Linked DNA regions of Homo sapiens: region 2 is linked to region 1. Evidence: read pairs that join two places in POLR2A ChIA-PET (ENCODE). Cell type or tissue: B cell. All regions are shown on one strand. Each heading gives the region's core, and the rest is flanking DNA. Links, peaks and the distances in the headings are about the cores only. Region 1 overlaps EYA3 (EYA transcriptional coactivator and phosphatase 3). Region 2 overlaps SESN2 (sestrin 2).

Region 1 (4,387 bases), core at 226-4,225:
AGGTTCTTACCCCTTTCCTGCCCTCTGCACCTCATGTCCACCTCCAGGCAGCTCTGGCCAGTCCCCGGGTATTAGACCCAAGAATTCAAATCAAATCTAAAAACATGCTTATAACTACATTTTGGCCAAAACTGCCAATGTATTTGACTTCCTTTGTGGAAGCCCTAAGCCATATGAAGGATGTCCCAGGTATGTATTTACCCAGATCTCTGCCTGAAACTGAAGAGCAGATTGCTGTATTTAAATTTTCCCATGGAAAACCCTGCTTCTCAAATCCCATTCTAAAGTAGGAAACCAGAAAGACTTTGCTGATTGTGGGGGGAAGGGAGAAACAGACAGGTTTTCACATTGTTGCCAAGGCTGGTCTTGAACACCTGGCCTCAAGCGATCCTCCCACCTCGGCCTCTCAAAGTGTTGGGATTGTAGGCATGAGCCACTGCACCCAGCCAGACTTTCCTGATTTAAATGAGAGTACTGCATCATTCCCTACTTCATGGCCCAAAACTTAATCCTGGGCCAAATGCAGGAGCATCTCTCGACCTCTGGGCAGATTGGTGGGTGCCCAGGCACTAGTCACAGCCTTCCAGCCCAGCCATGATTGTTGGATGCCCCATCCCTCCAAGAGCAATTTGGGCATCTACTCAGGCAGGATAAAATTCCCTAGAGCTGAGGAAGTTCAGCCTCTCCCAGGCTACACAGAGAGAGATGATACAAGCACCTCAGATTGAGATGCAGGATTGGTCCGCAGAAGGAGGCATTGTTGACCAACCCCAGCTATAATTGCTTGTCACCAGAGATTCTGCATACCCATTTCCAGAGATGTTGCAGCACAAAGAGGCAAGACTCCTTCCAATGCCAGGCCACCCAGATAGCAAGAGAGAGAGGCTGGTATACACATTCCTTCAGAACTCATTGAAAAGCGCTCATAACTCGTGATTTTAAGGAGTAAGTTTTTGCTGAGTAGCTGAAGTCAGTGCTCCTTTACTTAGCTGCCTCTTTGGCCTTGTTTCCTGTGGGGTTGGGAGGAGGGAGATGTAGTGTGAGGTAGGCCTTCCCTTGGTCTGTATTCAGCATAGTTGCCTAGATGCTGCTCTGCCTTGTTTGATGGTTGATCTTAGGAAGCTCTAGGTTTTACTCTGAGGCCTCAAACCCTCCCCCTATGCAGTATAGCTGTTGGGTTTTTGTCCTGGACAAAGGCCACGGCTGTTGTGCTGCGCTTCAGGTTTGTGAGGCTGCGGAGTGGTACCCCCACCATGCACGCAAGCACACACACACAGATACTTCCCTCTCCACCCTTTTGGGAGCTCTTTATTTTAGAATGTAACTTGAACTCACTTTTATCATTGGCCTTTTTCCTCTTACTCTGACTTCCTAGCTTAGCTCTTTCCAAAAGGAACTTGAACTTGGCCAAGAGAGGTAAGGAGGCTGAGCAGAGCAGTCTTTGCTCATTCCTGGTTGTTGCCACCCTCATTTAAATGGAAGAGAGAAAACAGGAGCTTCTTGGCTGTTTGCCAAAATGAATTGTCCAGGGAACACAGTGCTCTCTGTAATTACCCTGCCTTTTTCTCCACCCCAACACAAAAATCTGGAAAGGAAAATAAGTGGGTAGGATTAAGAGCTGTTAGAAGCTGAGGACCAAAGGACACTGTGGGTCCATTCATCAAGGGGGAGACCCTCTTCATTAGAGTCCTCATGAAATTAGCCAAATGATGAGTCCTTCCCTAGCTGGGCATGGTGGGTTCTCTTTTTTTTTTTTTTTTTTTTTTTGTTGTTGTTGTTGAGATGGAGTCTCGCTCTGTCACCCAGGCTGGAGTACAGTGGCATGATCTCGGCTCACTGCAACCTCCGCCTCCCAGGTTCAAGCGATTCTCCTACCTCAGCCTCCTGATTAGCTGAGATTACAGGCGCCCACCACCACGCCTGGCTAATTTTTGTATTTTTAGTAGAGATGGGGTTTCACCATGTTGACCAGGCTGTTCTCAAACTCCTGACCTCAGGTGATCTGCTCACCTTGGCCTCCCAAAGTGCTGGGATTACAGGCATGAGCCACCATGCCTGGCCAGGCACTGTGGGTTCTACAGGATGGGTCTGTAATGTCACGGTGAGGGCTCTCTCTAGTAGTAGATCTGGAGTGAGGTGTGTCTTGGGTTGAGGAGGTGGCTTGACTTTCGAATGTAAAACTGACTGTGCCTTAGCATCACCCTGTCCAGTGCCCCTGGGGCAGCTGGTAGTGTCCAGAAGAATGGACACCTGCTCCAGATTTAGATGCCCATCTGGGCTTTTGTTTGATTTGCGGCGTTCCTGTCTTCTGTAAAGCTAGTGAGTTGTCCCAAGAGACTGATGCCACAGCTTGTTCGCAGTTTACACAAACTCAGCTTTAAAATTCCAAATAGAATCTGACTTGCAAACTCTAGCTGCAGCATGTGGAGCTTCTAGATGTTTACTACCTTGAATGGTTGTCAGTGTCACTGAACCACAGGGGAGAGGAGTATGGGGTAGAGCAATGGTCTGGGCCAAGGAATGGTGAGCTTAGGGTCTTCCTCTGACTCCTTACTCCTCAAGGAGGCAGTTAGGGTCCCTCTTAAGCAGGCTTCTATTTCTTACCACTAAATTGGTTTCCTTTTTCATCCAGAAGTTAGAACTCCCCAGATATTCACACTATAGGATCTGAATTCCGAGATTCTAAAATATCTTAAACCACAAGAGAGAAAATCTAGTTCTGCCTCAGCCCCAGTCAGCAGGCCATCTGTCCCTTCCTCTCCTCTGAGTCAGACAGCTCTGGCAAGCAAGGCTCCTTGGCTAGTTCCTAATGCACTGACAGGAGCCCTCCCATTAAGGACGACTTCTACTCAAAATGCGACTCTCCCTCTGAACTTCAGATGCCTCTGTTAGCAGGAAAAGGCATTGATTGGATTGGATATATTTATGTGACTGCGGGCATTTGTGGCTGTAGAATCCGTGACCGTAATGTTATATGTAATGGGAACTATCTTATAAACTTGAAAAAAATAAAGTTTTTATTTTCTATAGTTTGCTCCTGTGTCTTTTCTGAATAGGATCAGCACAGTTGCCCAGCTGTGTGGGGTCCTAATTATGGCTTCATAAAAATTCTAAGAGTTCATTAGAAAGATGTCACCCTTTCAGTAACTGGGTCATTTCACCAAAAAAGTAAGAACAAACCATTTGGTATAAATATACATGGGAAAATATTTTAAAATAATTTGTATGGGAGAATGTATTGTTTCTAAAATATATTGCTTTTAAAGTTTAGAACTGGAGTGAGAAAAGATTTCATTCACTTCCAAATATGCTGAAATTTATTAAGGAGAGAAATCAGTACCTTGCTGCACTGCACTTAAACCACAAAAGCGATAAAACTGACAAACTGATACCAAACCTCATTTGATTTGCCCTGATTTCCTGTCACATCAACTACTTTTTCTCATTTCATTTCTCTGATTTGGGTCTGGCTGTATCCCTCTGGTCTGGAAAACAGTCACAAAGCCTTTCTGCCTTTTAGTCCAATGAAGGAAATCAGAATTGGGTTCTAGCTTCCAAGTACCATACATGTCAGACTATAAGATGTATTTTTCCAAAAATTCCCCAGAAAAGAGGAAGTTGCCTATTCTAGTTATTAAATGTTTTCCTCATTAGGTGCACATTAGTTGAAGCAAACGCGTTAGCTGCTATATCCCTACTCAGTTATAAATACAAATATTAGAGGCATTGATTTCAAGCACAGAGTAGATAAACATCTCCATCTCTTCCTGCAATTTCAGGTGTGTGTGTATGTTTACATGTATTCAATTAGAAGAATGGTCTTTGTTCTAAGATTGGTACATCCTTTTATGAGATGATGAAAATAAATGGTGGTAGTTTTTTGTTTTGTTTTGTTTTGTTTTGTTTGAGGCGGGGTTTTGCTTTTGTTGCCCAGGCTGGAGTGCAATGGCACGATCTTGGCTCACCGCAACCTCCGCCTCCCGGGTTCAAGCAATTCTCCTGCCTCAGCCGCCCAAGTAGCTGGGATTACAGGCATGCGCCACCACGCCTGGCTAATTTTGTATTTTTAGTAGAGATGGGGTTTCTCCATGTTGGTCAGGCTGGTCGCGATCTCCCGACCTCAGGTGATCCACCCGCCTTGGCCTCCCAAAGTACTGGGATTACAGGCGTGGGCCACCATGCCCAGCCAAATGGTGGTAGTTTTTAATGCCCTTTTTTGTTAAAATTAAGTTGCAACCATGTTGGCCATTTTATAGGTACATGATATTCAAAAGCCTGAAAATCACTAGACAGGATGATCTGCAGGATCCTTTCTGCCTCTAACCATTGCTTGTATGTAAAAGTCACCAGCATCATCTCAGATCCTCTCCCTGCCCCCACCCTTCAT
Region 2 (4,387 bases), core at 160-4,159, 310 kb before region 1:
CCAGAATCCAGGTTTTGTACTCCAAGTGTGATTCACTTTCTCCCACACCCTCTCAAATGACTCTAGAGGAAGGGGAAGTGTATAGGAATCCTGCGAAAATGAACAGATACCTCAAGGGGAAGGGGAACACAAAGTCCACTAGGGGAGGCTGCCTGGAAGAGACCTAGTGTTCTGACAGCGGTATTTATAGGAAGTAGGAAGCCCGCGGGAGTGGTCTTAGCTCTTACATGATGTGGTTTTCCTGGTAAGCTAACTAGTTCCTGGTACCCAGAGAAGTTAAGAAGCTTGACCAAGGTCACACAGCCATAAACGGCACTGGCACAGCTTGGGGGTTGCACCTCTTTGTTCCTGGCGTTGTCTCCTTGGTGCTGGAGGCGGTAGGATGAGAAGCAGGTAATCATAATGTGGTGGGGTTGGGGACACAAGGGGGTCCTTCCAGATTCAAACAGCCTCTTTGTCACAGGGGAAGTCCAGTAGTGGGCAAAACAGCAAGGTAAAATGTCAAGGCCTCAGGGTCAAGCAGAGCAGGGGGGAATCCTGGCTCCCCCACCGATTAGCCATGTGGCCTCAACAACGTCAGTTCACCCGTCTCAATTCTCCTACAGGATTGCTGCAAATTCAGAGGAATGGTCTCCAAGTACCCAGCCCATGGCCAGGCTTAGAAAAACACCATGGTCATTATTACTCCACAGTGCCAGGGCAGCCGCAGAAGGGTGACAGGACTGGATGTCCAAGGGACAAGTAGACTTTCAGTGCCAACAGTCCCAACCTACAATCACTGGGCACAAGTTCTCGGCAGGGCAGGGGCTATCAGGTCAGGCCCATGATGCAATCACAGCTCTCTGCCTATGCTACAAGGTGAACCATGACCTTCAGGAAATTGAAAGAACAGCCCATAAAAAGGGAGTATGAAACAAAACCTCAGCGAACGTTTATTTCTCATCATATGGAACTGGTAGCAAAGCCAAAGATTTCTGCACTTGAACACTGGATACCACTCCCTACCCACCCAGTGAACATTTACAGTCATCACATGCCCTCTAGAACCCAGATCCCCATGCCGGGGCCTCTTCTCTCCTGCACACCTTCTTGCAGGGAGGGCTTTCAGGCCGGAAGGGGGTGCCGGTTGCTTCTCCGCGCCTGCACGGGTATTTAATGTGGCACACTGGCCAGGCTCCTCTCCTGCCCCGCCCAGCAGCAGCACGGCCCTTGCCTTTCTTCAGTGCCCTCCAAACTGGTCAGAGAGGAGGCACAGACTGCTAGAAGAAGGGCAAGAGAAGTCGTAATTCACAGTCATTTGCTACAGAAAGTGCCTGGAATCGGTCCTTGGCTGCTTCTGCCTGGAAGCAACCCACTTAAGCCCCAGGAGAGGGGACAGATGAGATACTGGGATGGGGGTGGGAGTCCTCAGAAGGCACCCAGGAGACACTGGCTGCAGAAATGGGGTCCCTGATCTTGCAAGAAAATCCGCTTGCTGTTGGCAGGTTGGCCTGAGAATCCCAGGGGCAGCTTCAGACATTGTGGGGACTCAGACCCACCCTCTCAGTCTGCAGCTGTGGCAGTCAGAGGTTTGGCAATGTAGCCATGGTCACCTGGCCATGGCCCAGGGGCAGGGTCCAAACAAGAACCCTGGTGCCTCCCGCCCCTCCTGCTGAGCCATGGTGCCACCTAAGCCATCTAGAAAGGCTCAACTTTTTGGGAGACATCTGCGGCAGGGCCACTGGAGGCAGGAGAGTGGGGTGCTGGCCTCTGCGAGGCAGGTGCAGCTCTGGGAGAACAGAATTCTCCCTCTCCTCCTCCTCTCACACACTGTGGCTCCAGGTTGGAACCTCAAGCATAAAGGACCAAAATAAAGAGGATTTATAATCTAATACTCCCTCCTCTTCAGAAGGCAATGTGACCAGCAAAGGCTCAAACTCTCTAGAGATAATCTGCTTTTTTTTTTTTTATGTACTTGGCCTCTCTCCTGACGCCTCACACCATTAAGCATGGAGAAAAGGGAAAAAGGGCAAAGGAAGTCAAAAAACTGAACTAGGATTCGGGCAACAGCCTCAGGCTGCCCAACAGAACAGGCTTTTAGGGAACTGGACACACAGACCAGCTGTGACCCTGACTTTCACATTGATGGGTGAATGGCAAGTAGGAGGTAATGAAATCTGGAAATGACAGGGGAGAGAAGGCAAAGCTGCCTGGAGTGTCAGTCCCGGAGGCATTTGCCCCTCTCCCCCGGGGGCCAGCCAGGGACTTCCCAGTTCAGGAAGGCCACAACACTTGTGGCACATTAATTCCGAGCTTGGCCCGGCTTCTTTCCTGTGCCCTCTGCCTCTGTGGGCAGGGGAAGGAGGAAGGGTGTGGTCCCTTAGGATCTCCAAGTGCTCTTCCAGCTCCCAGGAGCAGGGCTGAGATCCCAGAGTCAGTGCAATGAACTGTCCATTCCAGTGAGGAAAAGGGAGGGTGTGGCTTCGGGACTGCACATCACACACAAGCCCACTGCAGCGTGGGGAGGGTGGGCATGGGACACAAAAGGGTCTGGGGCTGTCTCCAGACAGAGAAGTCCTTGTGGGGAGCTGAACCGGGCCCAGGTCCTGCTCAGGAGTCAGGTCATGTAGCGGGTGATGGCACGGAGGGCGTACAGCAGAGCGGCTTGCATGCGCGCCTCCAGGAGCAGCAAGTTCACGTGGACCTGGGGCACAGAGGAAGGCATGTTGGCAACTGATGTCACTCCTCACCCCCACACCCCTCCCAGACTGCCTTGATCCCTGACCCACTTACCTCACCATTTCCTTTCCTACAGAGCTGCCCCAGCATCTGCTAAGGCTCTGAGCAGTTTAGTACAAGGACAAGCACATTCATTCCTATCATGACTAAGCTCTGTATTCCCTAAAGGTAAAATGGCCAGGTGCGGTGGCTCACGCCTGTAATCCCAACACTTTGGGAGGCCAAGGCGAGTGGATCAGGAGGTCAGGAGTTCGAGACCAGCCTGGCCAACATAGTGAAACCCCATCTCTACTAAAAATACAAAAAGTTAGCTGGGCATGGTGGTGGATGCCTGTAATCCCAGCTACTTGGAAAGCTGAGGCAGGAGAATTACTTGAACCCGGGAGACAGAGGTTGCAGAGGTTTATGTACATTTTTTTATTTTATCTTCCCAGCAACCTTGAAATACAGCAGTATTTATTCCCATTATAAAAATGAAATCCCAGCTACTTGGGAGGCTGAGGTGAGAGGATCACTTGAGTCCAGAAGTTCAAATACAGCCTGGACAATATAGTGTGACCCCATCACAAAAACAAAAAACTTTGAGAGGCTGAGGCAGGAGGATCATTTGAACTCAGGAGGTTGAGACCAGGATGGACAACACAGTGAGACCTTATCTCTACTAGGAATTTAAAAAATCAGGTGGTGTGTACCTCAGGCCCTCTGGGGGCTGAGTTGGGAGGACACTTGAGCCTAGGAAGTGGAGGCTGCAGCGAGCCGAAATCACACCGCTGCGCTCCAGCCTGGGCAACAGAGCAAGACTCTGTCTCAAAAAAAAAACAGGATAAAAAGCTCAGAGAGGCCAGGCACGATGACTCACACCTGTAATCTCAGCACTTTGGAAGTCCGAGACAGGTGGATCACAAGGTCAGATCAAGACCATCCTGGCTAACACAGTGAAACCCCGTCTCTACTAAAAATACAAAAAATTAGCTGGGGATGGTGGCACACGCCTGTAGTCCCAGCTACTCAGGAGGCTGAGGCAGGAGAATCGCTTGAACTTGGGAGGTGGAAGTTGCAGTGAGCCAAGATCGTGCCACTGCACTCCAGCCTGGGCAACAAAGGGAGACTCATCTCAAAAAAAAAAACAAAAAAACTCAGCGAGATAATGTGACTTGCCGAAAGTCACACTGCTATCAAGAGATAGTGTTATGATTTGAACCCAGGTCCACCAAGCTACCACTAATGTGAAGCAGGCACCCTCATTCCCATTTTACAGGTGAGTAAACAGACTCTGAAATCACACAGTGGAATAGGACTTCAATCCAGAGGAATAGGCCCAGGTGTCCCACCTAGCAGGACAGACTCAGTCTGGGGACTCTCACTGGGTCCTAACCCCTTGCCCTCTCCACTGGCTTGGCCTGTCTACTTCCATCCTGCCCTGCCTGTATAGGTCATACCTTCTCTGAGTGGCGGAAGTGCCTCCAGAAGAGGTTGTACATTCTTCGGGTGGTCTTCTCTGGGTAGCAGGCCACTGTCTTGATATAGACCTTGAGGTTCCGCTCCAGGAGCTGGTTCACCTCCCCATAATCATAGTCATCATATCTGGATGGAAAGGTCCCAGCAGCATTACTCATGCTTTCTTCCCAAAGGCAGCTCCCTCCCCGCAACCCCACCCTACAGAGGGAAG

What was found. ChIA-PET counts read pairs that join two places held together with the same protein. Peaks named below come from ENCODE experiments on the same cell type or tissue, not always from the same donor. Only the 100,000 strongest peaks of a DNase experiment are listed, where the experiment ranks them.
Region 2: POLR2A ChIA-PET joins it to region 1 with 6 read pairs; 2 of 35 experiments call an interaction of 5 or more read pairs at or near these places.

Annotation. Positions count from the first base shown.
Region 1 is chr1:27,968,986-27,973,372 of GRCh38, reverse strand. EYA3 (EYA transcriptional coactivator and phosphatase 3) reads left to right here. Exons shown (of 18, transcript NM_001990.4): 18 at 1-3,029. Among named protein-coding and RNA genes, the nearest start is that of XKR8, 11 kb to the right of the region's middle. In B cell, for the core only: no CTCF peak of the experiment used is centred there; no DNase peak of the experiment used is centred there; H3K27ac peaks cover 586 bases.
Region 2 is chr1:28,279,012-28,283,398 of GRCh38, reverse strand. It overlaps SESN2 (sestrin 2), which reads right to left. Exons shown (of 10, transcript NM_031459.5): 9 at 4,158-4,302; 10 at 908-2,683. The coding sequence ends at 2,597. Among named protein-coding and RNA genes, the nearest start is that of SESN2, 22 kb to the right of the region's middle. In B cell, for the core only: no CTCF peak of the experiment used is centred there; no DNase peak of the experiment used is centred there.